Regions from separate parts of the Mus musculus genome. Here regions 1 and 3 are each linked to region 2. The links are chromatin loops, found by intact Hi-C in ENCODE. Cell type or tissue: left cerebral cortex. All regions are shown on one strand.

The links. Peaks named below come from ENCODE experiments on the same cell type or tissue, not always from the same donor. Only the 100,000 strongest peaks of a DNase experiment are listed, where the experiment ranks them.
Region 1: it touches region 2 in a loop (3-fold over the local background); 8 of 42 quality-filtered maps call a loop at or near these places.
Region 3: it touches region 2 in a loop (2.3-fold over the local background); 3 of 42 quality-filtered maps call a loop at or near these places.

What each region holds. Positions count from the first base shown.
Region 1 is chr11:117,409,524-117,412,023 of GRCm38, reverse strand. Gm34128 (a long non-coding RNA gene) reads left to right here and starts at 754. Exons shown (of 3, transcript XR_880326.2): 1 at 754-963. In left cerebral cortex, a CTCF peak has its summit at 1,219 (motif pointing left); DNase peaks (open chromatin) are centred at 1,827 and 2,478; H3K27ac peaks cover 1,046 bases.
Region 2 is chr11:117,483,096-117,485,595 of GRCm38, reverse strand. Gm11733 (predicted gene 11733) reads right to left here and starts at 1,228. Exons shown (of 3, transcript NR_130966.1): 1 at 1,080-1,228. In left cerebral cortex, a CTCF peak has its summit at 1,017; DNase peaks (open chromatin) are centred at 601, 1,248 and 2,284; H3K27ac peaks cover 1,973 bases.
Region 3 is chr11:117,624,139-117,626,638 of GRCm38, reverse strand. The region is part of intron 3 of Gm35170 (a long non-coding RNA gene); the gene reads left to right. Among named protein-coding and RNA genes, the nearest start is that of 2900041M22Rik, 14 kb to the right of the region's middle. In left cerebral cortex, a CTCF peak has its summit at 1,347; a DNase peak (open chromatin) is centred at 1,256; H3K27ac peaks cover 173 bases.

The sequences.
Region 1 (2,500 bases), 74 kb after region 2:
CTCTAGAACTCCAAAAATATCCAAGACTGACCTTAAACTTCAGATCTTCCTGCCTCTTACTCCCAAGGGCTGAAGTTTCAGGTGTTCTCCAGCCCTGCTGTGGGTGGGGTTTAGTGCTTCTTTTTCAGTTAAGTCCCCTGTGATTGGACAGGAAAAAGGAGGCGGAGCTAGGAGTGGGGGCGGAGGGGAAGAGATAGAGATCGCTGGAGGAGGAGAAGGGAGGAGGAAGAAGGAAGAGAAGCCAACATGGAGGCAGATGGACAGGAAGAAGATCCTGATCCTGTGTGGGTTTTTGTTTTGTTTTGTTTTGTTTTTTGTTTTTTCGAGACAGGGTTTCTCTGTATAGCCCTGGCTGACCTGGAGCTCACTTTGTAGACCAGGCTGGCCTCGAACTCAGAAATCCGCCTGCCTCTGCCTCCCGAGTGCTGGGATTAAAAGCGTGCGCCACCACGCCCGGCTCTGTGTGGTTTTAAACAGCCACAAGTAGCTAAGATTTTCATAAGGTTAGAATAATTGGGGTAAAGCTTTTTGTTTGTTTGTTTGGTTTTTTTTTTCGGTTTTTTTTTTTTTTTTTTTTTTTTTTTTTTTTTGAGACAGGGTTTCTCTGTGCAGTCCTGGCTTCGAACTCAGAAATCCCTCTGCCTCTACCTCCCAAGTGCTGAGATTAAAGGTGTGCGCCACCACCACCCGGTTGGGGTAAAGCTTTTATCATTATCAATTAGCTCTGAAATTATTGAATTGGCATCTTGTAAATTGTGATCTTATTGTTATATAAATATGATTGGATAATTAAGCTTTAAGAGTCATGTTTCTACAGGGTAAATAGGTATTGAGATGGCTGATTGTGGGGTGTATGGAGCCATGTGTGGAAGCGAGAGGAACTCTGGAGCCCTGTCCGAGAGATGGCCCAGCGGGAGTCCTGTGGCCCCACAGGGCCAGAAAGTTGGCAGGCCAAGAGAACAAGTGAGTGAGATCACCTGGCATGGGGACTGGCTCCAGAGAGTTGGTGGTGGCAGCAGGAGCATGGCCTGGCCCCACTGAGAATTGGAGGGTTCATTTTTTAATATTTACCACAACACATGTACACGCAGACATACACATAAATAAAACATAAAAAATAAATCTTGGAGCTGGAGAGATGGCTCAGCAGTTAAGAGTATTGACTCAGGTCCAGAGGACCTGAGTTCAGTTCCCAGCAACCACATGGTGGCTCACAACCATCTGTAATGGGATCTGATGCCCTCTTCTGGTGTGTGAAGACGGCTACAGTGTACTTGCATATACATTAAATAAATAAATAAATAAATCCAAAAAGCAAAAAACAATAAAATCTTTACTAAAGAAGAAAGGGTAGTCAGCAAAGGAAAATGAACTGCTAAGTGTGTCATTGGAACCACCAGGTGATGTCATGACATTCTTCATATTGCACAAGTGTGTGGACCCAAATTAGAGGGAAAGAAACAGCCCAACTGTCTCCTGGGACTCCACACCAGCCCTGTTTCTCTCCATGGCACCAGGAAGGACATTGCCTGCAGGTCCCCCTAAGCAAAAGGCAGCTCTCAGAGCAGCCTAGATTGGCTCTGGGTGGTCAGAACCCAAGCCCAGCCCAGCCCACTGGCTCCTCTGACAGCTCCAGCTCAATTAATTCCCAGGAAGCTTTACTCTTGCTCCCCACTCCCCCCCCCACACACACACAGCCCACGATGCCAAATGCTGCCAGCTGTCCTGGGGCAGGAGGAGCATTTGGTCTGTTATCCCTGAATGCCACGGCAGAAGCTAACTTCAGTCTCTGCTGGCTGACTGACCGACTTCTCCTCATCCCAGCCTTGGCTCCAGTGCCAGGCAGGCTCCAAAGACAAAGGAGCTCACGGACAAAGGAGCTCACCCCTGCCTGGCAGGCTCCAAGTGCAGGGCTTCCGTTTGTGCCGAAATCACAAGCTGCCACTTGCACAGCCTGAGAAAGACATGGAAAATAATTTATTCACACGCAAAATGTCTCACTGGGATGCAGCCACTAAAGGGAAATAGACATATACGTTGGGAGGTATTTAAGGAATAGAATTCCAGTGTGAGCGGGGTGGGTGGGGGGAGCGGGGAGGGGGGAGCAAGATACAATGTGATTTCAAGTTTGTAAAAATAAACAAGAATAAAAAGGCAGAAAAGAGAGCATCTTTCCTTTCCAGGCAGGGAAAGAAAAGCAGAGATAATGAGTTTGCTCTTCTAGGCTTTTCTATAGTTTCTGGGGTTTTTCCCCCCTCTATACACATAGATATTCCTTGGATAATGTGCAATCAAATGTTTGTTTTATAAACAAAGCGTAGGGGCTGGAGAGATGACTCTGTGGTTAAGAGCACTGACTGCTCTTCCTGAGGAGCTGGTTCGGGCCCCAGCACCCATCTCAGGTGGCTGACAAAGCTTTGTAACTTCAGTTCCAAGCAGCCTGGTGTCCTCTTTTGACCTCCCTGGAGCCAGGCACGTGTGTGGTGCACATGCACACAAA
Region 2 (2,500 bases):
GATATTCCACGATAGGAACCGGGGCAACCACCAGATACAAGTCTTGATATCCCATTGAGGGGTTGTCATGATCATTTTACCAAGAGTGGATTAAGGCTGAGAGAAAAAGATTAGGCTCCAGGTCCTGCAGATGACCACTGCTGGAGCCAGACACATCAGTGTCAAATTCGCTAGACTCAAGCCCTACACAGACTCTCCCTATCAAGTGAAGGACCCATGGGGGTAGGGTAAGGGGTGCTGAGAAAGCCCCACCTTGAGTCTACGTAGAACTAGACAGCAGACATATCCCCCTCAGGTCTACGTAGACCCAGACAGTAGACATACATTTCTGCTGTAATAGATTTCCTAAGGGGGATGTACAGACTCCTGAAATGGACACTCGGGTCTTCTCTCGGGTGTCTGAGCTGTCACCTGCCTGTGCTGCTTCCAGGCTGGGAAACTATGATAATTGCTTTTGATTGCCAGCTTGACACGATCTATGATGCTTGGGAAGGGTGTCTCAGTGAGGGATGGTCTAGATCAGATGGGCCTGTGATTGTCTCTGGGAGACTGTCTTAATTGGTGTGGGAGGACACAGCCCACTGTGGATGACCCCATTCCCTAGGCAGTGGGTCCTTGACTGTGTAAGAGCAGAGAGGAGTCTAAGCATAATCAATCGCGCATTTGTTTTCCTCTGCTCTTGCCTGTGGATGCAACCGGAGACCATCTGTCTTAAAGTGCCTCTACTGTGACTTCCCCAGAGTGGTGCATCGAAACCTGGAATTAAGTGCTAAAATAAGCACTTCCTCCCCCCCCCCCACCCTCCCCTACCACCAAGAAGCTTTTATTTAGGGTATTTTATCACAGCAACACAAAAGAAACAAGGATATCCATGCTGGTGCTAGCTCCAGAGCAACCATCACTAGGATGGGGGCTCGCTGGGTCAGCAGCCACCCTGGTCCCAGTGGGCATTCAGGGACAGAATCCATGACAACTGAGCTACACAGGGCCACCCACAAGGTGGTGTGACCTCGTGAAAAAAAAATCAATAGGCCTCTTGTTTTTGTATCCAGAAATATTTTGTCAGAGATGATACTTGCCGGGGTGACAAGATATTTTATGACAGAGTGTGCGGCAAGCTCTGGGGTCCCAGGTGGCTTCCAGCATGGGCAGACATCCTTTCCTGTCATTACGGATGAGTCTTGCCTGCACGAGGCAGTGCTGGATGCTCAGCCAGCCAGCTCCTCTTCTGTGGGAAGCCGGGAAGGAGGCTGAGCTGCAGTGCACGGGATGACGCTGGCGTCTGGGAGGCAGATCCCAGCATGGCAGAGCTTGGAGCTCATGTACCTGCGCCAGGGCCTGCCCTCACTGTACTGGAGCGAGAAGCCTGGAGGGAGGTTGACAGGAGCTACCGGAGAGATGGGACAAGCTTTCAGCTCAGGGTTTTTACTGTTCCTTCTGAGTGTCTAAAAAAATAAAATAAAATAAAATAAAATAAAATAAAATAAAATAAAATAAAATAAAATGATTCCTTCCAGCTTCCCTCCCTCCCTCTAATCTTTCTTCTTTCTCTTCTCTTTTGCCTCTTTCTTCCCTTCCTAATTCCTCTATTCCTGCTTCTCTTTCTCCTCCTTCACCCTTTCTGTCTTATTCTCCTCCCACCCCCTCCCCTTCTCCTTCCTTCTCATCTCTTTCCCTCTTCCCTCCCCGTTCCAGTCCTCTGTCCGTCTGTCAGTCTCCCTTCCGTCCTCCCATCCCTCCCTCCTTTTTTTAAAAACAAACATCAGAAGGCCTTCTTTGCGCTAAGTTCCCCTATGGATATGCTGACTGACAGGAGAGGAGAGGGGTGGGGTGACCAGGTGCGACTAGAGCCCCCCCCCCTCTTCTCTCCGGGCTGGGGAATAAAGAAGAGGGGCTCCAGGAGTCTTCCTCTGCCTCACAGCTCCTTTGCCTGACTGAGAGATGCATGGTGACTTGGGACACCCTGTTAATTTTCTTTTATATTCTAAATGGCTGTCTACATCTGTCCCTCTCTTGTCTCTGGGCCTTTTGACCTATGTATACCCCGAGGTGGAAGTGGAAAGGGACTCCGTCTGGTGACCTGACCACTGGCTGGCTGAGAGGTTCCAGGCGGTGGGAGCCATGCAGATTCCCAGGCTGCTATCCAGATCTCAGGGTTACAATGTCAGCTTGGGCGTCCAGGGAAGAGCTGCCTGCCTTTCTTCAGTGCATAGAGAGGCAACCCGAGGCTGAGCAGGTGGGAGGACTGGAGAGGACTGGGGACGATCATCGGGTGCTCTCCCCGCTCCTAGCTCCTAGCTTTAGTCTCTGTGGGTGCCTATCACAGTTCGTACAAGGCCTAAGAGAATCCGAATCCTTCTTCCCCTTCTCCTCAGCTCTTCCACCTCGCCAGCTCCTCCTCCTCCGCAGCTCCTCCCCCTCAGCTACTCCTCCCCCTCAGCTACTCCTCCCCCTCAGCACCTCCCCCCGCCCCCCCCCCCAGCACTTCCTCTTGGGCTCA
Region 3 (2,500 bases), 140 kb before region 2:
CAGAGCAACTTTGAAAATAATAAAACACATGGGAAGCCACGGCTCTCTATTAAACACCACACACCTAAATACCAAACACGTCTGATTGACACCAGTTGTTTACACACTGAAACATGTTGTGTCCTTGTAGAGGCCTAATGTATGTGTAAGCTGCGAATTAGCACACTTTAAAAATGATGTATCTTGGCCCCGACACCAGGATGGCTGCCTGCCTTCGTCTGGAAAGCGACTTCTTACAGTCTGACACTGTTTGGCATTGCCCTGCTTGCACTAAAAACGATTTGTTGAGGTTGGAAAGACGGTGCTATGATTAAGAGCACTTGCTGCTCTTGCAAAGGACCAGAATTTGGTTCCCAGCACTCCTCCTGGGTGACTCAAAACTGCCTGTAACTCTGGGATCTGACACTCTCTTCTGGGCTCCATGGGCACCTCTGCCCCCCCCCCCGACACACACACATACACACACACACATGTGCACACTCACACAGAAAAACACATATTCACACAAGCATACATATACAAATCCACAAAACACACACACACACACACACACAGACAAAATAAAATAGCCAGGCATGGTGACGGCTCACTCCATTTATCTCAGCACTGGGGAGGCAGAAGCAGGTGGATCTCTATGGATTCCAGGGCAGCCTGGTCTCTGTAGCAAGTTCTAGGCTGGCTAGGGATGCACAGTGAGACCCTTTCTCAAAAACAAAATAAATATAAAAAAAGATTTATGTATTTATTTATTTGTGTGTGCATTTGGCACATGTGTGTGTGTGTGTGTGTGTGTGTGTGTGTGTGTGTGTGTGTGTGTATGTGTGTGTCCATGCATGTCCAGGCATGAGCATACTCTGGTGTACAGACAGAAGTCAGAGGATAATTTTCAGACGTCAGTTCTCCCCTTCCACGTTAGTGAAGAAGGGTCTTGTTTTTGCCAGTGTGCGGTGTACCCTGGGCTGGCCCCAGAGATGTCTGGCAGCTGTCCTGTCTGTCTTGTGTCTTGCTGTAGGCATGTTGGAACTACAGATGTGTACTGCTGCATCCTTTGTACATGGGTTCCTGGGATTGAACTCAGGACCTTTAGTCTAGAGGCTAGAGGCTGTCCCTCAGTCCTCAGGTGCCTCTGTAGCCTCCCCTTCCCATTGAGAGTCTTCCCTGCAGACTCCCATTCCCCAACCTTTAGCCAGCCCTGTGGAAGTGAGCTACGACGGGCACAGTGATGGCTGGCATCATCCAAGAAGCAGAGCTTGGCTCTGATCCCATCAATCTGTAGGAACACACAGAGCTTTTATTTCTGTTTCAACTTTAAAACAATGAAACAGCACGGACTGTGGCGAGAAATATTTATGTTTTGCAAATGCAAATTTTAGTGCATGCATGAAATGTTTTATTGAATTTGATTCTTTAAATGAGAATTTATTCTTCTATTAAAATCATTGCTAAGAATCACAAATCAAGGAGAGATGGAGTGTGGCCCGCTGTATGAGCTCCCTACAGCTGATGGATCGGATCATCGAAAGCTTGGGGGATGGATTATCTCCTGGTTCTAAAGGCTAGGGTGCTTCTTGGAAGCCGGGCTAGGATTTTAACTTGACACTTGTGCATGCTGGGTGAGAATCTAAACCACTGCCCGGCCCCGAGAAGGAAGAAATCAGGTTTTATCATCCCTGACACTCCAGGACAAGTCCTGATCTCTCTTTGCCTGCCTTCCTTGGCTCGTGGCTCCATCCTCTATCTATACTAAGATCTCAGGGGTTTTGGTTTGGTTTTTTTGTTTTTGATGGCACTGAGAGTCTACCCTTAAGGTTCTCCATGTGCCCTTTCCATAAGAATCTACAGGAGAACTTTCTGTGATCCTGGGTAACCTCCCAACACCCAATCCTCAACTTAATTTTTTTTTTAATTTAGTTTTAATTGTGTATACACACGCATGAATGTAGGTGCCCTTGAGTTCCAGAAGAGGGTATTTGATCCCCTTGAGCTAGAGTTACAGGCAACTGTGAGCTGCCCAATGTGGGTGTTGCAAACCAAACTCAAGTCCTCTGCAGGGGCAGTATGCACTCTTAATCCCTGGGCCATTTCTCCCATCCCAAATCGTCAACTTTAATCACATATGCAAGGTTCTCTTTTTCATATAAGCAGCAGCTTGGGGTAGTAGAAGTGGGTCCCGTATTTCTTTGGGGCCTTTGCTCAATCATCTCGTTGTGTAAAAAGGCAGTTGTTCAACAAAATGTATCTTGGGGAGATGCAACATACATATCTGCTCACCCAGATAGAGATCCTACAACACCCTAAAGTACGGATATCACAAAAGTCCATCTCAGTTAACCAATGGGTCTTGCTGGGGTTACCTACAAGAGTACGGGTGAGGAGTTACTTACGGGGGCAGAACTGACTCGAAGACAGCTGTGTTACCAAGTCCCACAACAGCATGGGTGACAGCTTACAATAGCTGGGAAACCAGGTTTCAATGCACAGCCTCAACAGATTGAGGAGT